Regions from separate parts of the Homo sapiens genome. Here regions 1, 2, 3, 4, 6 and 7 are each linked to region 5. A link is an interaction called in ENCODE POLR2A ChIA-PET data of the cell type or tissue named here. Cell type or tissue: CD4-positive, alpha-beta T cell. All regions are shown on one strand. Region 1 holds the start of ZPBP (zona pellucida binding protein). Region 2 overlaps IKZF1 (IKAROS family zinc finger 1). Region 3 overlaps IKZF1 (IKAROS family zinc finger 1). Region 4 overlaps IKZF1 (IKAROS family zinc finger 1). Region 5 has its middle 99 kb from the start of IKZF1. Region 6 has its middle 31 kb from the start of IKZF1. Region 7 has its middle 33 kb from the start of FIGNL1.

Region 1 (4,000 bases), 110 kb after region 5:
TATATGAGGAACACCCAGAGAATGAGTAGTTCTCAAAGAAGCGTCTTTGAATTCCAGCTTGTATAGCATCTTCAACAAAGACTAGGAAATTTTTAGAGATGTGACAAAGGAAAAGGACTCTGAGTCTCTACAGGCAGTAACTTGGGCTAAGCAAACAAATAGCAGACAAAAGATGGTTTAAAAAAAGCTAATATTAATTCCTCTGATATCATTTCAAGGCTAATGAGGGTCTGACGCTGTCTTCAGTGGTTAACCTTTGTTCTCCCTGGTAAAGGAGTGGGGCAGGATACCTTTTCTCTTTCTAATCTATGTCTTGCTTCTGGGTAAAAAGAGGGCAGGTGGACAGCTCTCCTGCATCTGCTGGTTCTTGTCTTCAGGGCAGCAATCCTTCATATTTGAGAAGGTATATTCTGGTCTCCCACACAGGATAGATGGTTTTGTATGTTTTGCTGAATTTAGGTGACACTATAAGATGATCTTCCGGTCTATTTTAGAAAGTAAATTTCATCTATGGTTATTTCCTCTGTCCTTCCATCAAGCTTCTTTCTGAGGCTAAAGGCCTTACTTACCTTTAATTCCCACTAAGTGTGTATTGCATTTATCTCCCAATTAAGTTCCACACATCCATAAAATACTATCTGCTGACATTACTAGATCAAAGCAGTCCACTGAGGGCTTTACACGTCTTAACTCATGCATTCTCACTATCTGTTGTTCGAAACTGGGCCCCACATCTACCACCTGGCTCATAAAAAGGGCTTTTCGATCATAAACGCTATGCAAAGGTAAAAGCACGGGATTTGGGGCCCAACGATTCTCTCTCAGCTCTAGGATCTTGGACAAATCACTGATGTTCTTGAGGATGCCCTGCGTGGCTGTGTTGTCCTGAAGGCCCGGGGGCTGCACAGCACAGTTGGCGCGTGTAGGCCCCACCAGCTATGTGGAGACACAGGCTGACCCCTAGTCTACCACCCCGGCGGAAGTGGGAGCACGTCCATCAGGTCCGTTGTTCCGGTCCTCCGCCCGCCAACTTCCGGCTGCAGGTGGGCGCGCGTTGCCTAACGACCTTCCGCGCGGACGGTGGGCAGGCGACGGCGGCGTGTGGATGGAGGCCTTCGCCCTTGGCCCAGCGCGGCGGGGCAGGCGGCGGACCCGGGCCGCCGGCTCCCTGCTCTCTCGGGCCGCCATCCTCCTCTTTATCTCCGCCTTCCTGGTGCGGGTGCCCTCATCAGGTGAGGGTCCGCGCCGCCCTGCCGGCTCCGCAGGGACAACCGCAGCTTCCCCCACTCTTCGAATTGCCTTTTCTTGTGTCACGTGCATCCGTTTTATATAGAGACACCTTGCTCACTAATACGTGACAAGAAAGGCTTATTTTTTATGGAAGTCGTACAAAGTCACTCTGCATTTGCATAGAGGAGTGAATGACAGGAAATTAAGGTATAGATGGATCACTACGTCACCCACAGTTGAAGTTTTACAATTAAATTGCTTTGTTGATAAACTCCCCAATTCAGTCCATGGGTCATCTGCCAGGTTTGCATTTCAGTGTGTGAACTCTGTAATGATGAGATCAGTGTCTTTCAAATAGGCAACCTGCTGCTTTCAAATTATCCGTGATGGTGGAGCGCCATCTATTGGTTTTAGCTGTGAAATACAGGAAATAATGCGATTTTAAAGTTTTGACCTCTAAAGAATTGAAGTACTTTTCTATACTGTTTTAAAAATACATGTAAGATACTGATGAACAAACACTGACGAAGGATGTGAAAGTTTAATTGAACTGTTATTTAACTAGAAAGGTTTTGGCTGCATTCTAGACTCAAAATTCTAGACCCAAAATTGATAAAATCACAGAGATTTGCTTCAAATGAAAAAAGTTGTTCAAATAAGGAATAATGAAAAAAAGAAGTCCTCCAAGAATATAAATGTAAAAGGTTTGTGGAGGTAGGTAGGGGATAGGGGAGGAGAAAGGAAACAAATGGAGTGAATAGAGATTTAAAAATCAAAGTCCAGGCATCAGGAATCCAAAGATTATTCTTCTATAAGTATATGAATAGCCGATAGCCATCAATTGCCATGTAGGAGAAAGATGCTTCTTGGATATGGGTCGTGGTCGTGTATTAGGTGTGAAAGGGTTTTTATTTTAAATTTTTACCTGGTGATCTTTTGATGAAATAATAAGATTAGACCTATGAGATATAAGAAATAGAATAAGCAGTTAGTATCTTGTAAGTGATGAATAGTGAAGGCCTCTTATATAGCATTTTACAATTTATACAGTATTCTCATTTTCTACAGTAACTGTAAGGATGGAATTATTATTAGTCCCATTTTACATATAAGAAAACTGAAGCTCCTAGAGTTTAAAGTGATTTTCCTAAAACCAGTAAGTGGCAGAATTAGGATTTAAACTCAAGTCCTCTGGCTTTGATACCACATCCTTTTCTTTGCACTTTGCTATTCCTGTCTGCTAAAGGCTATTTGGGTATAATGCTTTATTGCATTTTTATACTGCCCCTCACACTATTATGCCCATCACATTTGCTCATTTAACAATGAAGACTATCAGAATATGTTTCACAATTATTATTTAATATTTACAATGTGCAAGGTATAGTGTTTGATACTGATTCTTGATAAGTTAACATAAACATTGATCCCACTATCAATGGAGCTTATAATCTAATAAGGAAAATGGTATGTGTGTATCAAGAACTATAGTATAAGCCGATGTCTACAAGGGTTTTTCTGATATTATCTTCTAGAATTTTTATAGTTTCAGGTCCTAGATTTAAGTCCTTAATTCATCTTGAGTTGATTTTTATGTAAGGTGAGAGATGAGGATCCAGTTTCATTCTTCTGCATGTGGCTTTCCAATTATCCCAGCACCATTTAGGCAAAGATTTCATGTCCAAGAACCCAAAAGCAAATGCAACAAAAACAAGGACAAATATGTCGGACTTAATTAAACTAAAGAGCTTTTGCACAGCAAACGGAACAGTCAGCAGAGTAAACAGACAACCCACAGAATGGGAGAAAACCTTCACAATATATACATCTGGCAAAGGACTAATATCTGGAATCTATATCTAGAATCTACAAGGAACTCAAACAAATTAGCATGAAAAAAAACCCCAACAGTCCCATCAAAAAGTGGGCTAAGGACATGAATAGGCAGTTCTCAAAAGAAGATATACAAATGGCCAACAAACATATGAAAAAATGCTCAACATCACTAGTTATCAGAGAAATGCAAATCAAAACCACAATGTGATATCACCTTACTCTCGCAAGAATGGCCATAATCAAAAAATAAAAAAAAAAATAGATGTTGGTGTGGATGCAGTGAAAAGGGAACACTTCTACACTGCTGGTGGGAATGTAAACTAGTACAACCACTATGGAAAATTGTGGAGATTCCCTAAAGAACTGAAAGTAGAACTACCACTGGATCCAGCAGTCCAACTACTGGTGTCTACCCGGAGGAAAATAAGTCATTATATGAAAAAGGTACTTGCACACACACGTTGATAGCAGCACAATTCACAGTTGCAAAAACATGGAACCAGCCCAAATGCCCATCAGTCAATGAGTGGATAAAGAAACTGTGGTGTATGGTATATGTGTATATATATATGTGTGTGTGTGTGTGCATGTGTGTGTGTATATATATACACATATATACACATATATACGCATATATACGCATATATATACACAAATATATACACATATATATGCATATATATGCACACATATATACACACATATATATACACATATATACACATATATATACACTCATATACACACACACACACACAAACATAAATATATATATGGAATACTACTCAACTATAAAAAGGAATGGATTAATGGCACTTGCAGCAACCTGGATGGGATTGGAGACTATTATTCTAAGTGAAGTAACTCAGGAATGCAAAACCAAACATTATATGTTCTCATTTATAAGTGGGAGCTAAGCTATGAGGATGCAAAG
Region 2 (4,000 bases), 160 kb before region 5:
CAATGACACCAGCTGATACTTCCACTAATGAAGGAGGAGGTTGGGAAGGAATGACTGGCACTTACTGAAGCTGAGCACCTCCTGGCAGCTCCATAATACCCCGGAACCCATCCCAAGGGATATGCAAGGCTCCTGCTGAATTCTGTTGAAAATGCCATATGAGAAATCCCTTCAGTTTCTTAACAACTGCCACTCCTTAAATGGTGCTGATCATACCTGCCCTAGAATCAATTCCATGAACCCGCCTGCCCGATTTGCAGGCATTGTGCTTGGTTCAACCCCATGGATGCTGTCTCTATGGAACATTTGCCAGGGCCCGAGTTGCCTGGCCGTGCCCTTCTGTGAGTTCCTAAATCGCTCACTCCTTCCTCTGTTACTCGGAGCTGGAACTGCTTAGCTGTGGTATTGCTTCAGTGAAATGGTACATCTCCCTGAAGATAGGAAAGATAGTTATAAATATTTTGTAACCCCCCACCCCATTACTTAGAAAAATGTCAAACTCAGTAAGGTGCTGAATTGAACTGATTAAATATAGAACATGAAATGGAGACTGGTCCTCTCTTTCTCCGGAACACTCTGGCTCATGCCCACCGTGGGCTCTTTCATTGACTGAGAGATAATGGACAAGAGCCCAATTTTATTACTCAATAAATGTGACAATAAATATGAAGAGTGGATGTTTTCAAACTCCTAGTCAAAAGCTGCTTTCCTTCCCAGATGCTATTTAAAGTTGGGAAAAATTAAAATCTCATTGACCTATCTTGGAGGGCTTCTATGTTATTGGCACCCAACAGTACTAAGAGAGACCCCACACCCCTGTATGGAAGGTGGACTTTGGTAGATAGACAAGTTTGGATTGAAGAATCTGGAGAATCCAAGGAACTCAGATGCCAAGAGGAGCCAAGAGGCCTGAATCTGTGCCAGGCACTGTATGTGCTCATGGATAATTAAACATTTTTTAATGCATAGGTATAATGTACACTGTTAGTCCCCACCTGACCAATGAATTAAGCTTCCTCTTCATTTCCCTTTCCTTTTTAGAATGTGTCTTCATATTTACTGAAAAAGTAAATGTTTGGTACTCAGAACGCATTTTTCCATTGAAAAGATAGTCCGAAGTAGTCACTCTAGTGTGAGTTTAGGCCATGTAAGCTTGAAATGCTCAATATTTTACTTGAAAAATGGTACAGAAATATTCTTGCAACACTGGTGACTAGCAAGTAAAAATCAAATGAAATGGAAATATTTAAGATATATCTTGAATCACGGTAATTAAATGAAAATTTGAGGTGAAGAGAAGATATATATATAGATATTTTTGTGTTGCCTCTAAAAGAGATTTATAAAACTTTTAAGCGTTTTAAAGTTCATGGAACCATTTATTATAACTTAATATCATTTAAAATGTAGAAGGTTGTTTTCGTCCCACTAGGGTATATTATTAGAAAATACTTTTTTCGTTATTTGCAATTTAAGGCCTTTAAATGGAATGAAGTCAGGGAGAGAAAAGAAAGGCAGAAGAGTAAACAGATAAAGAGAATAAAAAAAAGAGCAATAGGCATTTTCTTTCCTCCAGCAACTACGGACACAAACTGGAATAAGGACAGTAGAGGGGGTGAAAGGGGTTGTTTTTAATTTTCAAGAAGAAAAGAGGTGTTGAGGGCAAAGGGGGCAATTCTTCATCATGACCACAAGGTGGTGATATTGGCCCAGAACAGTTTGGTTGCTGTTTTGCGGGGGAAGGCATCAAGACCAAGTAGCCGCTTGTGTGAGAAGATAGTCACAATTCCAACACTGGGGAGAGTGGGAGAGAAAGAGAGACACCAATACCTTATGGACACATTTGCATAAATATAGACAGAAAGCATATCCAAGTGTATATCATCTCTTTTATAAAAACTGTAACTATCATAACATTAACACATCTTCACATGCAGCGATTCTTACAGACTGAAGGCTTCACTGAAGGGTCTGCTTCAACATATGCTCTGGCTGACACCTTCCTCAGACTTCACAGAAACATGTTTTAGGATGCATTAGCTTACTCTCAAGTGCATTTGACTTCTCAAAATACTTCAACAATATGATTCTTCAAATCAATATCATTTCTCTGTCCAATACCATAATGTTTTATATGTTCATATAAGCTCACGTGTAAACAAATACACATATATAAGCATTTACAAGTACATACATATACATCTCAAAAAGTAGGTATCAAGCTATTGCTTTAAAGTGGAATCAAAGGAATATCAGTAAAAGAAAGATTTCTGTAACTTCTATAGGCTGGAAAAGTAGCCAATCTAGTTTGTGAGCAAAAAGATGTACTTTGATACTGTTAAATTCCTTAGACACCAGATAGTTTTTGATAACCAGGATGTCAGACACCTGTCTTTAACTGTTACTGGCACTGTTCAAATTAGAGCCTATAATTATAATTGTCACAGTGTTAACAAATGCGACCTGTTTTCTGATGTTGCTTTATAGTATTAGAGGATTTACTAATACAGGTCCTAAGGGGATTATCAACTTGTATGGCTTTAAATATTCAGCTCTCTATACATTTTCAAAAGCACTCTCTGTTCTTTAAAGTACTCATTTGAGGATGTTACCCAAATATATTTATCATTTATCAGCTCAATATCTAAAAAAGAAAAATGAAATTCACATCTGTTTTTGGTTTAACAGCTCAGATCAGAGAAGGTCCTGCGGGCACCAAGCAGGAACAGTACGTTGGCTCCAGCAGCGATGCACCACAGAATAACGGCCTGGAGGCCTGCAATTTTCTCTTCTCAGTTCTGAAATTAATACTCCAGAACCACAGATGAAGAGCATATCTCCTTCTCCTGTCCCACAAAATTGTAAAAATTATCTTGAAACCATGTTCAGTTCTTTGTTGGTGACAGAAAATATGGCCATTTTATCCTCACACTCAATAAAAAGGATTACAGGAGTAATCTCAAAGCTGTCCAGCAGCATCTGCGAAGTAACAATCCCATCAGTGCTACTGTGACTCCAACCCTTACTGTTACTCCACTGCCATGCTCCCAGGACACCGCACAACTGCCTAGACCTTCGTTTTGCACTTTATGGTATAAATACCCAAAAATGATATGGTAGGTGTCTAACGAATAGAACAGTGAATATTTAATGTATCTCGGGGGTTGATGAAGGAACATGCACGTACGATATTTACATGATAGGAGATGAAGGCATGCTTTTGTTTTCCAGAAGCAAGGCATATACTTACGAGAGAAAGATTTGGGAATTATTGCATGGAAATCCCTAAAGTCATCAGCCCCATATGTAACTGCAATAAAGAAGGCAAAAAGAAAGCTGGGTTGTGATACCAGGAGAGAGTATAGTCAGAGTTTAACAGAAAGCATTACTTTTTTTTAAAAAAGAACGTTTTATTACTCAAAACCACTGTTCAGCTACTCATCTGCTATTGCTGGCCCTTCTATAGGCAACAGAAAAGTAATTACTCATGAACAGGACCACAATCCCCTCAGGTGTCAACTCACAGCATTATATCCCATAAAGTGGTTTGGAGCAATTACTGATGGGTTCAACATCTTAGAGGGTGCAGCCCCAAACATTCTAGAACTGTGAGAAACCATTCAGCAGCTCCAGTCCAAACACTCGGCTCCTCGCAGAGCATCTCCTGGGACAGCACGTATCTCCACAAAAGTGCGTGTTTCTTAATGAGCTGATTGCATCGCAAATGTTCTTCATTCAGCTTTTTCTTAGGAAGTGTTCATAGAAAATTAGAAAATGCAGCACATTGGGTGGGGGAAAAATTCCTGTTTTCCCCAACCAACAAAAGAGCTACCCCTTTTGGTGATTAGTCCTTATCTGCTGCTTTCATAAATGCTATCACTGCCTCAAATCTTCAGGTTTCTATTCTCTTTCACAGGACAGTTTCCCAGCATGTTCCTTTCTCTTAAGATTTGGTAGATTCTGCACATGTGCACACATGTGTACACACACACACACACAC
Region 3 (4,000 bases), 120 kb before region 5:
TGGTATAATTAGCTTATAAAATGTAAGCAAATAATTTCTCAAGTAGATTATAATTCACTCAACAAAGTTCTGTCATCCCGCCTCTCCTAAATGCATGAGGTTTTATTATACACAATTGCCCAAGAGGATATAATTCTCTGGGTAAATACAAGCTCAAAATATAGAATCTCAACTCTATAAAGTAGTGGAGAAGCTTCCACTCTAGGGTCCAAGTGGGGATCACACCCCAGAGCAATCTCTGACTCCCTGTTGGACTTCCGGTCAGTTGCTTAAATTCTCTGTGTCTCAGCTCCCTGCAGGTTGGAAATGATAACTGTATTTTCTTCTGTGGGTCCTTGTGAGGTTGAAAGGAGAAAACACTTTGGGTAATGTTTGGTAAATACAAAGCATTTAATCAATGTGATTTACTATGCTTAACTTGATAAAATATTCCCATTGACACTGCAATATATACAAACCTTCTTTACGTAAGCAGATTATATATATCTAAAGGTTTCCATATCCTTTAGATATATACAGTTTATGTTTATGTTTATGGAAACAAACTTCTGGTTTCCATATCCCCAAAAAAACACACTACAAATAGCATTAAACCAATATCCAATATCTATTTAGGGTCACAGGTGCCAGAGGAACCTTAGAGATCAACTGGCTCAAGTCCCTCCTGTTACAGATGATACTATAGTGGTCCAGGAGGCAAAAATAACTGTCTCAGGTCCCATCGTGGGAGGTAGAGGTGGGATGCTGATGCAGATCTCTCAGTTCCCACATCCTTCACTTTCCCACCGGCTGACTCTTTCTTTAGAAACCAAACCAAAAAATAATGCATAGGTATAACACGTATTTTTGGAAAGACTGCCAAAAACACAAAAGGAAGAAAAATACGCTTTACCCAAAGAATTAGTGAGACGTGCCCTAAAGGAAAGGGTAGCTTGCTTTAGATATGCTCTCCTCCAAGTCTATCAGTAGCATTTTCTCAGTACCCTGTGGATTCAAGTCAGTAAACACTTATGGAGTGTCTACTACTACACATCTGTGAGACACTGTAAACCAGGGTATAGCCCACATTTAGGATAAATCTCAAGGAACAAATAACCCAGTGCTTTGAAAAAAAGCCAGATATTAAGTATTTATCTGTTTATCTAGCATTTCGCATACATTAGGTTGAATCCTATGAAATTGCTGATACTTTAATATTTTATGGGAAAAGAGGATGATTTAGGAACATATTCTTGTTAAGATTTCTTATAATCTATAACATAATCTTGGTAAGATTTCTTACCAAGAATGTCAACTCCTATTTGGTTAAATGTACATCCTTATGCCATAACTAACTGTCATTTCTTCCAACTTTAGAAATGAAAAAAACAAATACTGGTTTTAACTGGAGAAGCAGAGATCAAACTCGAAGAAGTAGAAAAAGTATCCTTTGATTCTTTACTAAAAGTGACATGACTCTTTAAGTGCTCTCATCATTACGTAGAGTGCTCAAAGGTTAACAGGAATCAAAAGCAGTATGAGTGTTTTAGAAATAGGAATCCCTTTGGTAAGTGTACACAAACTAAATTTCAGACCAAATCATTTCAAACAAAAACAGAGTTTCCTTTTTCAGGAAGTCTTATGTAATAAGGTCTCCATTCTTGTCCCCGCCCCCAGCTACCCTATCCTTTGAACAGTCAGGGTGCAGAACAAATTACTTATTTTGTATTATGGTAAAGACAAGAAAACTACCAGAGGAGAATCAGGCTTTTGTTAGTTTCGTTACTAAGATACGAGATCGGAATACTGAGGGGCTATTCCTTATATAAACATTCTAGAGATGAATTCCTAGGTGTCAGCATTCAGCTTTGACTCTAGAATATCAGAGTGTAGACTCCTGCATTGGCCAAAGGGGTCTCATTTTCTTTAAATGCACCATGCAAAATACCAATTTAGAAGCTACCCAAAGTGAAAGCGACAAGGAAAAGAAGAGCAGAACAATGAAAGCATCTTTTTGGCCTCTGGAAATTTTTAACATGCTTGGGTTTTTTGACACCCTAATCACTTCTAGTCACAGTCAGCAAACCCAGTGAATGAGATCCTCTTCCATGAGTGAGGATTACAGTCCTCATCTACCAGTGTTTCCCAGACCAGCTCTCTGAGGCTGCAGTGAGAGGCTGGCGAAGCCAAATGAGAGGCTATAAAGAGCTAAACTGCTTTTTTTCCCATTTAACTCGTTTTTTGTTTTTGTGCTTTTTTGTTTACGAAACAAAGTAAACGCTTAAGGAAAATAAATTCAAATAATGCTAAAAGGTAGAAGATGAAAAGCAAAGTTTTCCTTCTCCTCCTCTTCCCTAACTCGTCCCCTTCCTTCTACCATCAGTCTTCCAAGAGGAAGTCCAGGTTAATAAATATCACCCAAGAATTTTCCTAAACGTTATGGGCAAGCATATAGAAAATATGTATGTGTATGTAATTTATTTTCTTTTAAAAGAACGAGATCATACTTTGCATACCATCCAGAACCATGCTATTCTCACTTTCACATGTATTTGGACTTCTTTTCATACTAGTTCATTCATATCCTCCTTATTTTTAAGAGCTGTATGTGGAAGTACATGGATGTACCATAGTTTTAAAATACTGATAACAATGCTGCAGTGAACAAATGCTTAAATGCTCTGTGCACTTGTGAGAATATACCTCTAAGGTAAGTTCTTCAATGCAAAATTGATATTTGTATTTATACCATTTTTGTTTATATAGATAATCACAAACTTTTGGACACATTTTCACTTTTACCAACTGTACCATGAAGTGCCTGAATACCACATTCTAAAAGTTAAAAAGCCACATGTTCTCACTCACATGTGGAAACTAACAAATGCTGCTGTCATCATTATAAGTAGAAAGTAGGACAGAGGCTAATAGAGGCTGGAAAGGTCGGGGGAGTGGAAGATAGGGAGAGATTTGTTAAAGGAGACAAAATTACAGCTAGGTAGGAAGAATAAGTTCTAGTGTTCTACACCATTGCAGGATGACTGTAGTCAACAATAATATATAGTTTCAAATAGCTAGAAGGAAGATGTCGAATGTTCCTAATACAAAGAAACGATAAATGTTTGAGATGATGAATATGCTGATTTACCTGATCCGATTACTATACATTGTATATATCACAACATCACTATGTACCCAATTATTTTGTGTCTATGTACACAATTATTTTGTGACGATTAAAAAAATTAAAAATTAAGTGAAAATATTCAATGATATACAAAAAGAGAATTATATAATTCTCATTCATGAGAATTATATTTAAGATATAAATGTGAGAATTACACAAAGAATGTGGCAATTATATTGTAATAAATACGAAGCCTCACTCTAAAAGAAAAATAAGCTAGCCTTTTGTTTGTTCTTTGCACCTGGGAGAGTTTAAGTCCAAAATCTGAAACATGAATAGAGCGGCTGAGGAGTGGTGGAGAAGGAAGCCTGTGATTGGCAGATCTATCTCCAGTTCCATGGAACTCAGAAGATCCTCTCCTGCACCTTCCCCAGGGAAACCACCAAGCAGGGGAGCAGCCACACATAGGTCCTGGTCTTCATCAGGAGCACCAACTTGTAGAATCCCATAGAAACTTCAAAACACGAGGGCGCTCAGCCAAGGCAAGGTGCCACTGAGAACTTTCTCAAATATAAGTCAGCCTCTGGGGCTGGCTGTGAGTCTGTGAGGCTCAAAAATATGAAATACCGAAAACCCCAAAGTCCATGAAAGCTGCTACTGGGGCTGACGCCTCTGGATACAGGGCCAGATAGAAAGCTGTCTTCCTATGTCCATGCACTGGGGAACTGTGCGGTTTTGTTGGACTGGCTCGCCGTCCACCCTCAGTGCTGCCAAATGGTCACAGTCTGTGACCTACCCTTAGGCTTTTCCTACTACAGACTTCTCCACTTCCTGGGTCTCCTGGATGAGAAGAGCTATATCCAATACGGCTTGAAAAGATATATGGCAAAGGGG
Region 4 (4,000 bases), 150 kb before region 5:
TGGTGGGATGGAAGCCCGGGCACCCACAGCAGTAACCAACTGGATGACACACCTTTGCACTGGTTTTCCATTTTCATCCTCCTCTTCTCCCCAGGATCACCGTTCATGAACCAGCTGCTCACAGCACCTGTGTTGGGCTTGCTGTGGAGGGTGCCTAGGCTGCAAGAACCACTGATCCTTCCACACCAGGGAGAACTGCTAAAGACGCACCTTGCAGGCACAGAAGGGACACCACACCTGGGGCTTTTAAATCCTGAGTCACAGATGAACCTGGCAGAGCACACAAATCAGCGCCCTCCAGGATGATGCTATGGGGGGAATTCTGCCTCCTCTATGTTCTGACATCATTCCAACCTTTACTAAGATCCCAGCATCCTGGCTTGGGGCCTCCCTGGGTCCCAGTGTGGCATGAAGGGTCTGCTTCTTGTAACAGAGGTGCTGGGGGCAGGGGGACCCGGGACAACAGCAACTTCCTGCAGAAAACAGGCACAGGGCCCTCAGAAATGTGATACTCCTGGAGAGAAATATGTAAAAGGATTGTGGGATCATGGATACATTTTAATAAATGCGAGTGTTTGTGACTAGTACATCTAGAGATTCGCTGAAAAGAGAGCCCCTTGAATAAAAAGGACACAGTTGAAGATTCTTCCTGGAGCAAAAGTGGCATCTACTGGCCCCTGGGCTCTTCACAGCCTCGGGGGCTGACCCACCTGAGCTCACCTGGAAGCTCTGACTCTTCCGGCCAGGATGTCCTCTCCTGCATCACTGGAGGATTAGCCTGGATGGTTAGCCCTTCTCTCTTATAAGGGTGACAGCATGGCAGGAGGTGAGGATAGAGGGAGGAGGGCAACTTCTTTTTCTCTTCTCCCTCACAGGGCCACAACATCCATTGCAGAAACAAGAAAGGAGGGGCCAGCAGGCGCAGGTGGCTTCCAGACCTCAGGCCTTGCAGGAGGTGTTAGGGCAGGGGAAGGAGCTTTTGGCTGAAACTGCTCATCATGGCAAGAGTGTGGCTGGCAGAACTGAGGAAGAGGAAAGGCAGCTTGCTTGCTCTCTCTCTCTAAATGCAAGTGCCCTGGAAGCTTTGGAAACATGGAGCTGCAAATTCTGCTGAATGTTGGTGGAAGGGAAGGGCCCCATTGCTCTCCCTGCCTCCTGTGCCTGGGCTGTGGCACAGCATCCTAGCAGACCACTCACTGGGCAGCCCCTCAGGCTTCTCCAGCTCTTTCTTTCATGTCTTTCTGTGTCTTCTATGAAAAGATTCTACCATAAGATCTAAGCAAGGGTAAGCAGGGGAAAAGAGGCGTGGACAGCCATCACCTGGCTTATGAGCAATATTTCATTTGCAGAAAACAAAGTATAAAAAAATTCTTAAAATATGTAAGAGAGGAAAATACAAATATGTGTAATTCATAGAAAGTCTTACCTTATGCAAGGATAAGATATACAAATTTAGGATAGTGATTATGCCATGATATGTCATGGCTGAGGGCCAAGTAAAATAAATTTCCTAATAAATAATAAAAACACATTTATACATTAGATAAAAATGTCATTAGTATTTGATTTCAACTTGGAGGCTTCCTTTAAGTGATAGAAGCACAACAAAAACTTAAAATGAAAAAACTGAAGAGAGACCGAAGAGGTTGAAAATGTCACCGCTTTGGTCTCATTCTGAAACACTAAACTTAAAATATATAAACTTTAAGATCAACAGAATCACCAGCCAATCCCATCCCGTCCCATTGACATTATTCTTACTCAGAAGTTGTACACATCATCCATATCAGCTAGTGATGATAGGTCAAGAATGAGAAAGAAAGTAAAACTGATCTCTGAGGTAATCAACCAAAAGAGAAGCAAAAAACCCTTGACCTAAAATTCATGCATTTACTCATGGGCAAGTCCCTCATACACTCTCTCGGCACTTACACACACTCTCTTTAGGCACAGTTGTAAAAATGATTAAATGGTTCTTTCTTATTGTAATTCCCAGCAGATTAGAAGTAGCAAATTAGAATGCAGAGGAAGAGACAGATAATACTATCCAAGCAGATAAGAGAATTCAAAGCCAGGATCATTTAGGGTACAGCTATTAGCTCTCTATGCACAATGACTTTTCAGAAGTGAGGTTCAGGACCTATGGCCAGGGAAACACAAGTGTACTTTCTGGCTGAAAGAGCACTACACAGTTGAAATCTGGACTGTTGTGGAAACTGTAGAAGTCAATTTCTCTGCTGCATTGGAGGCAACAGAAATGTGTGCTGAAGGAATGAATAAGAAAACTAATAAACTGATAATACAATCTTCTCTGCTTAAGGGGTTTATAATTTACTGTGTGTGCCCACAAATTAACTCCCTGTAATGCCAGAGCTAGTATTTAGGATAGTACTTTTGAGCTAAGAAGAAAAGACTGAAGCGTTTTCAAGAAAGTCTTTAAAGAATCTTGGCATGGGGGCGGGGGGGAATTGTTAGTAGGTTCTAGGAAGAGTCCTCATCCAAAAGTGTTAAAATACACAAGAAATAAAATGAGGTAGGCTTGAGCAGTTTAGAAAATTTAGTCTTGAAATGCTCCTTCCCCTAAATGCTGGATTAAGGTAATACTGGCCAAGGTAGCCTCCAAACGTGTGAGCAGGAGTGTGAGGCCTGACATAGCCCCAGATAGTGCAGGGGCTCTAGAAAAATCTTTGTTGCAATGAAGGGCTCACTGGCCAGCTAGCTGAATGATTTCATACATGAACAGGGCAGCACATTTTACTTCACATATCCATTTCTGAGCAAAGATATTGTTGATTTGATTGCAACTATGTTCAAAGCGCACAAATCTCAGGTGGGGTAAATGAGGTTGGTGTGACTGCTTCCAGGGTCCTGCTGCCGGGAAAGTAGATATGGAGGAAACACAGAACATTCTGAGATGAAAAACAGGAAATGGGTGAATTCAGTGCCCCTTCTGGGAAATGATGAAATGAAATATGTTTTAACCTTAAGGTGTAATCATGCAAAACTTAGTTTATCAAGGTTACTAAGACATGATTTTACATCAAGATAAGTGACTTTTTAAAATTAAAAAATCCAATTTACATAATGGTTAAATCTACTCCCAATATCATAAAAATATAATGGTTAAATCCACACCCCCACTCCCCATATTATAAAAACTGCATTAAAAAAGAGAGAGCATGTAATGAACAATTGAGATGTGGTAAATGTTTTGGTGATCTTAAATCCAAACTAATGAAGTCTATAGTTAATTGGCTTCCACTATTTTATTCCGAGAGGTAACACACGAACTGAATTAAACAATTAAGAGTTACTGTGTTAAAATATAAACCTCTTTTGCTAGAATGCATAGCTAGTATTTAAACGCAGGTCTTAAATTGCTAAATACAGAAAACAGAAACACACTTGGCTCCCTGGGTCCTTGGCCCCAGCGCAGCTGAATGTGAGACTGCCTCTGAGTCAACCCGGGCAAGCCAGCACGCAGGGATAAAGCGCTACCAGAGCCCAGCTTGCTCTGCTATTTCTTTCACAGATTGACACCCGGCAGTTGTACAAATCATACCAAAGATCTACATTTATGAGTAACCAATGCAAATGAGAGGGAATGAAAGAACAGAAATGATGGGAAATCTAACAGCATAATATGTTCACACTTCAGTGACACATTTCTAACGGTTAAGCACAAGGCAGAATTATCTGTGCACGAGGTGAGGTCGTCGTTAGAGTCCACTGGTGTAACGTGCCGTCAGAACCCAATTTATCCTCACTCATCTGCCTGCCTCGGAATCCTGCCCCAAGATTCTCTACCCAGCTGCAAAGTCACCTGCAGCAAACTCTCTTTCAAAATCAGTGGGGAGGGCATGGGTTATGGGTGGGTTCAGAAATGCTACCTGTTCAGTTCACTAAATTCCCAGATGGGCTCTGAAAATCAAACTTAGCATCTGCACCGTGAAAGCCAAAGGTGACTGGAAACAGTGGTGAGGGGAACATCTGTACAGGC
Region 5 (4,000 bases):
AGCATGAGCTCCCCATACACTGTGCACCCCAGGGTGTTTCTGCCCAGGGGCAGGCTAACGTGCAGTGGGGGCTGCGGCCTAACGTGGACTAGAAGGCCTTGGGTCCTGGTGCCAGAGAGCTCACCTCTCCCTCCTTCCTCGGCATCGCGGCCTTCCCCATGGAGGTCCCATCATCTGCCGCTGCTGCTTTGTCTTAGAAAACTCAGGGACACTCACTCACTGCCCCTGCTTCATGCCCCTCGTGCGTCCACACCACACAGTGGCTTATAGGGTACCCACTCCACGAGGGAGCTTAGGCAGATCCTGATGGGACAGAGAAACAAAAGCAGGAGCCCATTTCCAGCAGCGTTGCGTTCCGGGGGGTTCCTCTCCTAATCCAGGGGACAGAGGAGCTCACCGGTGATACTGCTGTGAGGGGAGAGGTGCGGCGATAGAGGGTGCTGTGGGACTCCCCAAGGACCCCATCGGCCTGGTGGGGGCTGGGGGTGGGTAGCCTAAGGTCAATTCCATCCCAGATTTATCTGGCCCAGCTCATCAGTCCCAGGAGGGATGCCTGGTGCTTCCTTCTCTCGATCCCCCATTCTCCCCGAGCCCAGTCAACGCCTGTGCAATGTGATGAGTCGCTCCGTGTTTAGGGAAGCGACTCATCACGGGTCCAGCACCCTTCACAAGCTGCCCCGTGTTCCTTTTTAGCTTCACCCCCACCCCCCACTTTGCACACACTCTACACACTGCAACCTCAGCCGACTTCCGTGGCCAGCTATGCAGGGTCTTGTTGGCCAGGCTGCTCCTCTGCCTGGAATAACCTCATCTTCCTCCCTGGCAGGCAAGTGTGAGTCACACAGGGCTTCAAAACATACTAAAATGTCACCTTCTCTTTGAACTTACCTGCCCCTCTTCCTGGCTTGCCCTCCCCCATCCACAGCCGATGCTGTCTCCTTTTGAACTCCCGTCAACTGGGTAAGACTTTGGTGCTGGCACTGCCTAGGTACATCGTAATAAACAAGTGCTTATTCACAATAGCAAAACAAACCTGGAGCCCATCAACAGTGGACTAGGTAAGGAAAACATGATACCTATACACCGTGGAATACTACACAGCTGTAAAAATGATATCATGTCCTTTGCAGCAACATGGATACAGCAGGAGGCCATTATCCTAAGTGAATTAACACAGGAGCAGAAAACCAAATACCGCATGTTTTCACTTGTAAGAGGGAGCTAAACATTGGGCACACATGAACATAAAGATGGCAGTAACAGACATGGGGGACTACTAGAGAGGGAGGGAGGGAGGGAGGGGGAAAGACTGAAAAACTACCTATTGGGCACAATGCTCACTACCCAGCTGATGGGATCAATTGTACCCCAAACCTCAGCATCAAGCAATATATGCACGCAACAAACCTGCACGGGTACCCCCTGAATCTAAAATAAAAGTTGAAGTGAAAGACAGAAAGAAAGAAAAAGAAAGAAAGAAAGAAAGAAAGAAAGAAAGAAAGAAAGAAAGAAAGAAAGAAAGAAAAGAAAGAAAGAAAGGAAGAATGAGAAAGAAGGAAGGAAGGGAGAGAGAGAAAGAAAGAAAGAAAGAAAGAAAGAAAGAAAGACAGACAGACAGACAAACAAGTGCTCCGCGAGCTCCAGGAGGGCAGGAGCTGATTTCATTCCCTGCAAATCCTTGTGCCTGGCTGGGTGCCAGCACACAGTGGGTGCTCAAAACATGTGGGCTGATGGAAGAAGAGAATTTGCTTCCATCACTACAACTGTGAAGTCCTTTAAGATAGCAATGTGATAGACTTGACCCCTGTAGAAAGCAGAGCCACGCTGAATAGAATCAGCTGATTTTTTTTTTTTTAACATCTGGCGAATGATTTCATGGGATCTGGCCTCAGTTTCCTCCCTGAGAGCGTGATGCGGGATTCTGTCTGTGGGCTCCGCATTGGTTGATTCAAGGACCTGGTCAGTACTGCCATCTGGTGGCCGTTTACCCCATTTGCAGATTGGGCTCTTAAAAGCTCCAGCACAGTAATTCTGCAATCATTATTATTTATTTATTTTGGTAAAATTCCCATTTTTTTCCCAACTCACAGGGGAAGAAAAAATACTTTTAGTGTGAGAGGGAGAGGATTTCCTCACCATTATTTCCCTCCTAAAATCCCACCCCCACCCAGACCTGCACAGTCCACAAGGAGAGCCCATGACGAATAGCCTGGCCTTGGTGGAAACCCACGGCACTCTCTGGCTGTCTGCACTTATGCATCTCCGAGGAGAGCAGAGATCGCCTTATCAGACCTCCCGCAGCGAGGTAAGCTTCAACTCCAAGGTCAGGAGCAGCTCAGGCTAGGAGTGGGCCAGCGACCCATTCTGTGCTCTGCTGCAGGCCCCTAAATGCAGCATTTGATTTCTCTTAGGACAAAATGAAGGCTTGTTAAATATATATATATATTTAAAAGGCAAGCACAGCCAACCAGTGCCACTCTCATTGCTTTATCTCTCCTTGTAACCCTACAACAGTCAATGGAAAGACAAAATGTGGGCTGCTAATTCCTCCTTCCTGGGACTTCAGGTCGGCATCTCCTCATTACAGCCATCATTCTAGAAATTAATGACTATGCTCTTTGTTCTTTGATACTTGCAGCGATGATCTAGGCCCTTAAATGCAGGGCTTAAGTTCCCCTCAAAAACCAGGGCTATGTCGGCAGGCTAGTCAGACTGTCTGGAAGAGCAGCCAACAGGAAGTCGTAGATTGTCTGTGCTTCTTCTGAGTTTGGATGCGTCTTTACCAGAAAACTATACTGTCTTCCACAGCAGCTTTCAACTCATGATCCTCCCTCTTGTCCCTCTTAGCAAACCACTACCAAGTGGCATTTTAAGATGTCAAAAAATCCCAGCATAGAATTGCTTCATTGTGAGTGCTGGTGCTGGCACACAGTGGGTGCTCAAAACTTGTGGGCCCAATGGAAGAGCATTTGCTTTTATCACTCTACAACTGTGAACGTCTTTATGTTTTCTCTGTACCTGAATTATAACAAGGCAAGGATTGGGGCTGATTCTGGGATTTTGGGACAGTTAAGGCAGCCAATGGAATCTGTTAGCACGAGTATTTCCTAGTCTTCCTGTGAGAAACAGAAGGAGGGACCCTTGAAATGAGGTCCCTGGGGCTCTTGGTTGAGGACCTGAAAGAAATGAGAGAAAGATGGATCTGAGCCTTTTAGGAAGACGTCTTCATTTGAGGTAAGGTTTTGTCTTAGGGCCCTACATTCCCAGCAACAGGCTCAGGGGATACCTCTGCAGACCACACAGGGAGATTTGCTCATTCATCCATCCATTCACTTATGCAAACGATGATCATAAACAGCTTGCTGCAGGGACTATGCTGGGTACTGGAAATAGGGCGCTGAGAGAAAATGACCATGGTGCTTGTTTGCAGAAAGCATAGAGCCTCGTGGAGGGAGATGGAGATTAACCAAAGTATCACATAAATGACTGTATGGTTACAACTGAGAATATTATGAAGGCGAGGAACCTATCATACAAGACCATAGAACAGAGGAGCTTTACTCGGCCCAGGAGCCAGCCAGGCTTCACTGCGGAAGGTAATCTTTTATGGAGAACTGATGGGTAAATGGAAATTTACTGGGTAGACAGAGGGGAGAAGAGAGCCTCCCCACCTTCCAGAAGGAACAGAGCTACAAAGGGAGAGAGAAAGAGATCTGAAAGAGGCAGTGTGCGGGATGGAGCCTGGGGGAGAAGGCACAGTTAGCACTGGGGTGGTCTCTGGCCTGGGCAAGCCTCTTGGACAGCAGCCTACAATGCATGGCCAGCCATGCTGAGCTCAGAGAGAGAATCGTACGAGAAAAGTGCAGGCTCCTCACTGACACACAGGATCTCTGTACTAGAGCAGTGCCTGGGGTAAAAGATTAATAGTTGCTTAATAAATTGTTATTGAATGAGTAAATGGAAAAATGCTTGGCCTCAGCCTTGGGAGGTGACTTCTAGC
Region 6 (4,000 bases), 68 kb before region 5:
TCCACGGTGAGATTGCCTGTGTTTGAATCCTGGCTCTTCCTCTTACTTGCTGTGTGTCCCTAGGCAAATTATTTAGCTTCTCTGTGTCTCAATTTTCTCATCTGTAAAATCGGGATAGTAACAGTACCCTTCATAAGATTGCTTAGAGAATTGAATTATTTCATATTTTAAAGTACACAGAGATATGCCTGGTACACAGGCCTAAGGCAGTGTAAAGTGATGATTAAATAGGTGTGTAGAGTAATTAGAATGATACCTGGCACATGTCAAGCACTTAATTAAATAGGTTGTTCTGTAAGAACTTAATGGGTTTATTCTGCACAGCTGTTCTTTTTTTCTCTGTTTCTTCAGACAAATGTTTAAACTTTGCTCTGCAGGATGAGAAGAGTAAGTTTCAGAAATCCCTTTCAGGACCCCATCGTCCTTCCAAGATGGAGCTGCTTAGATCTCCTCCCTATCCTTGCTGTACATGCCCAAGATTTTGTGAACATGATGTGTGCGATTTCAAGAGCAGGATCTGGAGCTTCCTTCTGGTATCTAGACTCATGATAGATGCTCAATACATGTTGACTGGATGAACAAACAAAGATAGGGTCCCTATTCCAGGATGGTAGCTAATTCTGTCCTTGGCACTCACAGGCTGCCACTTGGGCCCATTTGTGGCAGAATCGGCAGGAGGGGCCCATGGGTTGATCTCATCACTGTGGCCCCACACGGTGAAGAGGGCTGCCGTTCCTCAGTGTCCACGGGGTTTGTGGCCAGAGGAGAACTCCTGCCTTGCTGCTGAGGGGATAGCTGCAATGGTGACTGATCTTCCTGCCCACTTCCTCCTGAGCAAGCTGCATTGAAGACACGACCCATTCCCACTCTAACGGATGGAGTTAGTCAAGAGCGGAGAGCAGAGAGGGCTGGACTAAATGTCCCTTTCCTTCCTACCTGCTGGTGAAGTACTGTGTTGAATACAATGAAATCCTAGAAGTATATAGAAATAGCAGAAAATTTAATCCAAAGCTAATTCTGCTTCACCTTTTTAAAAATTTGGAAATCCTGTAATATATTTCTGTAATAAATTAAATAGCACAGACAGTGACTTTCAGGCAAAATTCTGCAAAGAAACCTGCTTTCCTGGTCTCCTTATTCTTCTTAAAATAATAGAGAAAAGCTTGATTTAAAAAAATATGTCTAAAAAGTTGTCATTAAGTATGACATCAGGGCACTCCATGCAGACTGAGTTTCTGGTGATGGTCTACCGATTTGGATTGCAATAGATGACTGTAACTCAGGGGTTCTTATGATTATGTGTATAAAAATAACTAGTTAATTGCTCAATGTGTCTGACATTAGCCTTCACTCCCCCTCTGCTGGTGAAGCTCTCAGCTGAGTGCAGTGGAGGGACTGCTGTTGGTCCTATTTTTTGTCATTGTCTGGAATTCTCAGGTCTTCATCATTGTTGAGTCCCTTTGGAGCACCCCTGTTCCTGCTCCACACCTTGTCCATGACAAAGGGGCTGTTTCTTGACTGGAGTTTTTCACCCCAACTGAAAAGATTCTCAGCCTCTCTCTGCAACTGATTGACACTTATATCTTAAGGACAGTCACCCACCCCTGTGTTTAAATCTGTTTGGTTGCCACTGAATGTAAGGGAGAGTCTTTCCTCTAGCTTAGTCTTTCTAGAATATTCTGTATTGTTACCTGGACATGAGTTTTCTCCCTCCAATCTGAAGACTACTCTGGATTTAGTGTGAGGGAAACCAGACTTGTCTAGAGTATAGACAACAAATTCTCCCCCATTGTGAATGTGGTTCTCTCTCCCACATTGTCTGTGTCCAGCTGGTGAAGACTCCAGCTCTCCCAACCCACAGCTGCACACATTTGAGGTTTTACTGTTTAACCATTTCACATCCACAAGCTATACTGGTGCAGTTTAGACCACGCCTAACTAAATAAATGAAAGGAGAGATTTTGAGTAGCACCCAAAGACCTGTTCCATGGTGCATGGTTAGGAACAGGGATACAGATCTCTCCTGAGTAAAGTAACTTATTTAGACACAGTTCTAAATAATTAGAACCAACTTCTAAAATAATTCAGGGTTTACAGGCACAAAGGCTAGTCATTTAAACACACTGCACCCATTCTCAGAAGTGGATTCTGAACAAGTCTGTAGCTCAGGACAGTTCACAGAAAGGGCTCCTTAGTAGCACAGGCAGCACAATGGAAATGCTTCTCTTACTTAACTCAGAGTTCATTTTTAGCACACCCAGACGGCCCAACTCGTTATACATTTATTACTCTGTAATGCACTTGGCAACACACACGATGCCCATAGCTGTCCATACCAGGGAGCTCACACTGCTTCAATCAGACCTGTCTCATCCCCTCAGCAGCCCCATTAAGTCAAAGAGTAAATTATTAATAATGCTGACTAAAATCAAAGCTCCAAATGATGCAAATAAAATTAACCAACATGAACTGGAGAAACAGAAGTATATAAGAGAGCAGAGAGAAGCCTGTTACCCTCCCCTCCCAGAATGTGTCTTAAAAGTTATCATTAGGTATTGCAATGTGGTATCCAATGAGGAGTGAATTACTAAAAAAGCGTACTTATTTAAGAAGGGAGCCCAGGAAATTTGTTAAATTACTATGTAGTAAATAGCATGAGCAGACCATGATATTCAGGCAAAGTAGAGTATTCTGTAAAGAATACTGCTTTCTTGGTCTTCCTACTGCTGTTATAATAACAAAGGAAAGCTCGATCCAAAAGCTTTTCAATTTGGTCAAATAAAACCAAGGAGTCCTGACTTAGAGAATCTCTTTCCAAAGATGAATGGTAGATGTGAGATTCCTTGGGAGCCTGCGTCCTACAGCAGCCTGGGAAATCCCTGCTCTCCAGCAGTAGCAGGTGCTCACGGTCATTTCCGGGAGAACACAGGGCATGGCAGGAAGGGGGGTCATCAGGAAGCTTCCCAGCACCTCTTAATGATGAGACCACTGCCTGACTTTGGAGGTCAGCCTTTTGCCTGGTTCAGACTTCTAGGAGGCTTTGTACCATGAAGAGCTCAAAACCAATGTTGAGTTTTAGTGCCTTCTCACTAGGTGAGAATGAAGAAGTGTCTTCTAGAGGCAACACTCACCAGTTGTTATAGGATTCCATCTGCTGGGCCAGCAGGGGTCCCAAGCTGGGCCAGTTGGGCCCTTCCCTGGACTTTACTGGGTGCTTCTGGAAGAGGGCTCATCATTGCCTTGAGTGATGGAGCTGCAGAACTTCAGGCCTGAGCTGTCCTGTTCTCTTCAGCAGGGCAAAATTTAGGCCAATGGAAAAAATAATAGTCTGAGCTCCTGGAGTTAGGAGAGAAAAAGAGAGGAAGGCAGTTTTCCCCTCTTAGGCCTCCTCCACCCTCGTCACTCTTCATCTTGGCCTTCGAATCTGTGAACTACCCAAATGTCTTTTAAATAAATCATCAAGTGTTGTTCATGCTGATTTGAATTGAGATTCTGTATCTGGCAACTGAGGCCACCTTAAAAATGTGATAAAAGAAAAAAATAGAAAACACACAAAAACAAAATAGATAAATAAATCTAAGACGTGAGTATTTGAAGAAATAAATGACATGGACAAATCCTGGAAATGAATATAGAAGTAAAGAGAAGTAAAGTGTATATCAGAAGGTTTTTATGATTCCAAAATTTTGGGCCAATATACGAAATCTTAAAGGAAACAACAGATATGAAACATAAAAATAAGAGACTTCTACCAAACAAGTATAATATACCTAATAGAAATAAAATTCAAAAAAAACCAAACAGAAATGGTTTAAGTATGACAGAAAATTAATAGGTATTCTCACTGAAAAATGGCAAGAAAAAAACCAGCACTCCAATAGAAAGTTGATCATAATTAATGAACAGAGAGTTCACACAAATTGATTAAACATATTAAGTTTGAAAGCTAAAAAACAAAACAAAATGCAGGTACAAATTAATACCACCTTTTAACCAAATA
Region 7 (4,000 bases), 210 kb before region 5:
CAAATATATACACAGATAAAACCATCACCACAATGAAAATAAAATCCACATGCATAACCCCCAAATTCCTTTGTGTCCTTTGGAAATTCTCTTCTCCCACCTATGGCTCTTCCCCCAACCCAGGCAACTACTGAACTGCTTTCTTGACCTAGACAATAGTTTTCATCTATTAGTATTTTATATAAAGAATCTTTTTTGTCTGGCTTCTTTAATGGAACATAATTATTTTGAAGTTCATTCATGTCATTTTATGCATCAGTATTCATTCCTTTTCACTGATGAGTAGTGTCCCATTGCATTGATGTGTCATGGTTTTTATCCATCCATGTTGATCGATATTTGGGTTGTCTCTGGTTTTTGGCTATCACGAATAAAACTGGTATCAACAGTGCTGAATGATTTGCTTGAATTTAGTTGCCTATTCAAAGATACAAGTGATTCATCACAAGAGAAGTAAAGGCTTCTGGTGGAAGATGCCTTGTTTCACGGAGAGAGAACAGGAAAAGAAAAGCGTGTGGAAGAGGGGTGCGGTCTAGAGACTGTGAGGAATGCCTGTCTTCCCCTCAGTTGTGTCCTCGCCACAGTGCTGCTCCTGGACCTCCCTGTCTGAAAGCTGAGCCCAACTCACTTCTAAGTGAGTCAATTTTGATAAGTAGATGACAAGATCTAAGTAGCACTGAGGGTGTGGGAGTGAATGGGAGGCTGAGGGGCCCAGGGAAGGGAGCTGCCTTTTTCCAAGACGTCCATGTGCTGGGCCTTATGTCATTCCTATGCCATCTCATTGCATATTCGCAGCCTCCTTTTAAAGCCGAGATTATTATCGTCTAACTTCATAGGCAAACATGAGGGCTTGCAGACAGTAAATAACATGCCCAAGCCCACCTGACTCACAATTTGCAGGTCTGGAATTTGAGCCCAGGTCTCTTGGCTTCCAGGGCTGTTTTCTTTCCTCCACCCTCTCCAGGACGGCCTCTCAAGCTGTGGCACGTGCAGGTGGCAGACAGCAGCGACAGCCACGGTTAAGAGGCCAGCGGGGGAGAAAAAGTGCATTCTGAGCTGGGTTCTTAGCACATGCAGGGTTCTTACACCCCTTGTTCAGGCCTGGGCGAAGCTCAACTGAGACAGGGAGGGTCCACATGCCAGAGTAGGACAGGAGCATCCATCCAGGCCAGAAGGGTTCTGGGCCACAGAGTGATGGTCTCTGTACAGCCCCTCTGGTGTGGGAGATATCCCTGCCCTGCATGTTAGCAGGGTTTATGCAAGAATTGATGTGAGTAGGTGCAATAGCTGATTTTAAGGATAATTTTGAAGTCAAGCCCTAAGCAAAGAATCAACCTGGGTGGCAGCCCCTGTGTCTACCCTTAACTTGGTAAGTGACCTGGGCAAGTTCCCTGCTGGCCCTGGGCTCAGCTTCTCCCTCTCCCCACGAGGAGCTGGGCTAGGCCTGCAGGGGCCAGTGGTGCAGCGCCTCCTCCCTGGAAATGGCATTGGTTAACTACATCCATTCTGGCCAGCCTTGCGTTCCTTCACCACTAGGTGGAGGGCATCTCTTAGGTTTCCCCACTGCTCCCTGAAGGCCTTGGAGGCGGTCTTAGCCATCCCTCCATGAAAACCACCTTAAATTTTGACAGCTTTTTAAGGAATTCCAACTTAGATGTTAGGAAATATTCAGTCAATTCATTTGCCCAAAAGCTCAAATTTTGAGTTTCTTCACTTTCTATTTTCCTATTTCAATATATTGTACTTTTTAAAAAAACTTTTATACTAAATAAATTGAACTTTAAAAATGTTCTGGCCTGTATTTATTACTTGGGAGATTTCCAGCAGAATTGCTTTACTGATGCTTGCCTCTATGTGAAAAGTGCTTTTGATCTCTTTTAAGTGAACTGTTCTCTCTTGCTTCAACCAGACACAATGAAATAGTGGAGATGTGGGAGAGAGGTAAGGACTCGTTCTTTCAGCTGACATGTTTTTGAGAATTCTGTTACCCCCAAGGGTATTCATAAGGCCTCAGCACAGAGCAAACTATTCTCACAATCATGCCTGATAATGAATTGATCACCTTGGGCATTTACCAAGTGCTCTCTTCACATCTCTTATCTCATCGAATCCTTCCTACTCCTCTTACAATGAGCATTTTTTAGTCTCTGCTTTTATAGAAGAAGCAGGCGAGGCTATTATTGGCCATATAGATTCCCCACCTGCACCACAACATACACAAACTATCCAAGCATAGTTTGGAATTAGGAAAGGGACTTGACCTTATTTAAGTGTCCGTGAGTATAGGAGTGGTCAGACTTTCTCAAATCCTGCATCTAGCAGTAGGGACCCAGAGAAGCCTGCCTCATTCAGGTGGCTGTGTTGGCTGGCATGGTTATGGGGGCCATGCAGGGACATCCCCAGCCTTCAGATGGAACCTTCCAGAGCTGTGTCTTGCCTGTGCCTAGAGTCCAGTGGAGGCCAGCACCCCTCCACTGAAAAAAGAATCTGAAGACTTCAGCCAGGCTGACTTGCCCTGGGGTTGCTTTTCAAGTGGAGGTACAAGGACAGAATCAGCTACAGAGAGAGGGAACCTGGAAAAGCAAATGACTTCCAGAAGCCCCGGAATCTGCACAGTGTGTGAATGTGTGGAAATAGCAGCTTTCACAAGGAACATTTCTCTAACTGCAAAGGAAATTAGGCAAGCAGTTTATTTAGGAGAAGCAGAAGCAAGAGGAAAGTGATTTGCCTTTTTTTCCTCTTTTTCTCCTGAGAGGAGGATGATCCTGCAACAATCTACCAGCAGGGCGTAGTGAGTCCTTCCCTATTTGCTGGAAATCCCACCCTCCTGCTATTGCACGTCTCGGTTTCTGTTTTGTAGGTTGCTACTGGCAGGAGGGGACTGGAAGTCACAGAAACCCAAAGGGCTCAGACTCATGAGAGACAGAGTGTGGAGCTAGGAGATCCCAAGCATGTCTCGGCATACAGGGAAGAGAGCCAGCATGTCAGCCCACACCTTGAAAGGGACCAGTGTGCCTGCTTGAGAAAAAGCACATGTCCTCAGGCAAGTGACATTTCCCTCTCAGGCAGAGTGAAGGGCCAGGTCGAAAAAGAAGAAGTGAAAGTTGCTGCATGCTTCGAATACTGAAGGCAGCCTTCAGGATTTAGTACCCCAGGGAAGACTTCTTTGGGGAAGCTGGGAATGAATGGTTTACTTGGAGAGGGAATTGAATCTTTTCTGGGCACCCCCCTCACCTTGTGCCAGGCACTGTGCTAGACCTTGGGGAGCTCCAGGGAGCAAGGCAGGTACTGGCATGTCATCAGCACTTCCCGACAGAGCCTTCTACAACAATGGAAACGTCTGCTTCCACATTTGTGCTGTCCAATATGGTGGGTACAGTCACATCTGCTGATAGAACACCTGGAATATGGCTAGTACAACTGAAGGGCTGAAGTTTCAATTCTATTTCATTATAATGTAAATTGAAATAGCCATGTGTGGCTAGTAGCTACTCTGTGGAAAAGCACTATTCCACGTAGACCCTTGATGTGGGGAAAGAAAGAAACACACTGTGCTGCAGGTTCTGGCGTCATGATGTTCCTTCCAGGTGTGAAATGGTTGCTCGGTTTCTCTGAGAAGACAATCAGGAAGTAGGATCGCTGGGTGCATCTGGGAGGTGTGCCTTTCCAATGACTACATTTACTCTCTCACACACTTAGTAGAGCCTGCAGGGGTTGTGTGTACCTCGTGTGTATCAGTGACCAAGTACTCCTTAGGATGACAGAGTGTTTTCTTTTTTGGTTGCTCAGCATCATCCTGCTCTTTATGAGTTACGGCTCACATTATCAGGAGCCTGAGCTGCTCCCAGGGCACTAGGGGCTGGTGAGAGGTGTGGTATCCAGCAGCTGGGGGACCTCAGTGAGGGGTTGGCCTGGCCCCATTCTTCTCTCTAAGGTGTGGGGATAACGACTCCTCTATTCCTTTTCTCTACGTGTCGGGCCCATAAAAATCCTCATTCCA

Evidence for each region. Peaks named below come from ENCODE experiments on the same cell type or tissue, not always from the same donor. Only the 100,000 strongest peaks of a DNase experiment are listed, where the experiment ranks them.
Region 1: POLR2A ChIA-PET joins it to region 5 with 12 read pairs; 2 of 35 experiments call an interaction of 5 or more read pairs at or near these places.
Region 2: POLR2A ChIA-PET joins it to region 5 with 25 read pairs; 10 of 35 experiments call an interaction of 5 or more read pairs at or near these places.
Region 3: POLR2A ChIA-PET joins it to region 5 with 19 read pairs; 10 of 35 experiments call an interaction of 5 or more read pairs at or near these places.
Region 4: POLR2A ChIA-PET joins it to region 5 with 22 read pairs; 11 of 35 experiments call an interaction of 5 or more read pairs at or near these places.
Region 6: POLR2A ChIA-PET joins it to region 5 with 10 read pairs; 9 of 35 experiments call an interaction of 5 or more read pairs at or near these places.
Region 7: POLR2A ChIA-PET joins it to region 5 with 19 read pairs; 9 of 35 experiments call an interaction of 5 or more read pairs at or near these places.

The regions. Positions count from the first base shown.
Region 1 is chr7:50,090,300-50,094,299 of GRCh38, reverse strand. It overlaps ZPBP (zona pellucida binding protein), which reads left to right and starts at 1,054. Exons shown (of 8, transcript NM_007009.3): 1 at 1,054-1,232. The coding sequence starts at 1,106. It overlaps LOC124901630 (a long non-coding RNA gene), which reads right to left and starts at 1,021. Exons shown (of 2, transcript XR_007060321.1): 1 at 570-1,021; 2 at 1-485. RefSeq lists silencers at 961-1,120, 1,201-1,250. In CD4-positive, alpha-beta T cell, CTCF peaks have their summits at 1,446 and 1,645 (motif pointing left); DNase peaks (open chromatin) are centred at 1,289 and 1,599; H3K4me3 peaks cover 909 bases.
Region 2 is chr7:50,367,316-50,371,315 of GRCh38, reverse strand. The region is part of intron 3 of IKZF1 (IKAROS family zinc finger 1); the gene reads right to left. Among named protein-coding and RNA genes, the nearest start is that of IKZF1, 65 kb to the right of the region's middle. In CD4-positive, alpha-beta T cell, a CTCF peak has its summit at 1,687 (motif pointing right); a DNase peak (open chromatin) is centred at 1,705; H3K4me3 peaks cover 751 bases; H3K27ac peaks cover 2,988 bases.
Region 3 is chr7:50,319,514-50,323,513 of GRCh38, reverse strand. The region is part of intron 2 of IKZF1 (IKAROS family zinc finger 1); the gene reads right to left. Among named protein-coding and RNA genes, the nearest start is that of IKZF1, 17 kb to the right of the region's middle. In CD4-positive, alpha-beta T cell, no CTCF peak of the experiment used is centred here; a DNase peak (open chromatin) is centred at 1,653; H3K4me3 peaks cover 1,540 bases; H3K27ac peaks cover 3,380 bases.
Region 4 is chr7:50,350,327-50,354,326 of GRCh38, reverse strand. The region is part of intron 3 of IKZF1 (IKAROS family zinc finger 1); the gene reads right to left. Among named protein-coding and RNA genes, the nearest start is that of IKZF1, 48 kb to the right of the region's middle. RefSeq lists enhancers at 1,751-1,800, 1,821-2,000, 3,764-3,823. In CD4-positive, alpha-beta T cell, no CTCF peak of the experiment used is centred here; DNase peaks (open chromatin) are centred at 231, 1,826, 2,856 and 3,476; H3K4me3 peaks cover 1,966 bases; H3K27ac peaks cover 4,000 bases.
Region 5 is chr7:50,203,497-50,207,496 of GRCh38, reverse strand. No RefSeq gene overlaps it. Among named protein-coding and RNA genes, the nearest start is that of IKZF1, 99 kb to the left of the region's middle. RefSeq lists a silencer at 649-698 and enhancers at 5-934, 1,715-1,894. In CD4-positive, alpha-beta T cell, a CTCF peak has its summit at 1,966 (motif pointing left); DNase peaks (open chromatin) are centred at 766, 1,266, 1,956, 2,726 and 1 weaker place; H3K4me3 peaks cover 1,267 bases; H3K27ac peaks cover 1,553 bases.
Region 6 is chr7:50,271,359-50,275,358 of GRCh38, reverse strand. No RefSeq gene overlaps it. Among named protein-coding and RNA genes, the nearest start is that of IKZF1, 31 kb to the left of the region's middle. In CD4-positive, alpha-beta T cell, no CTCF peak of the experiment used is centred here; no DNase peak of the experiment used is centred here; H3K27ac peaks cover 196 bases.
Region 7 is chr7:50,415,746-50,419,745 of GRCh38, reverse strand. No RefSeq gene overlaps it. Among named protein-coding and RNA genes, the nearest start is that of FIGNL1, 33 kb to the left of the region's middle. RefSeq lists an enhancer at 3,068-3,147. In CD4-positive, alpha-beta T cell, CTCF peaks have their summits at 1,319 and 1,522 (motif pointing right); DNase peaks (open chromatin) are centred at 1,515 and 3,041; H3K4me3 peaks cover 251 bases.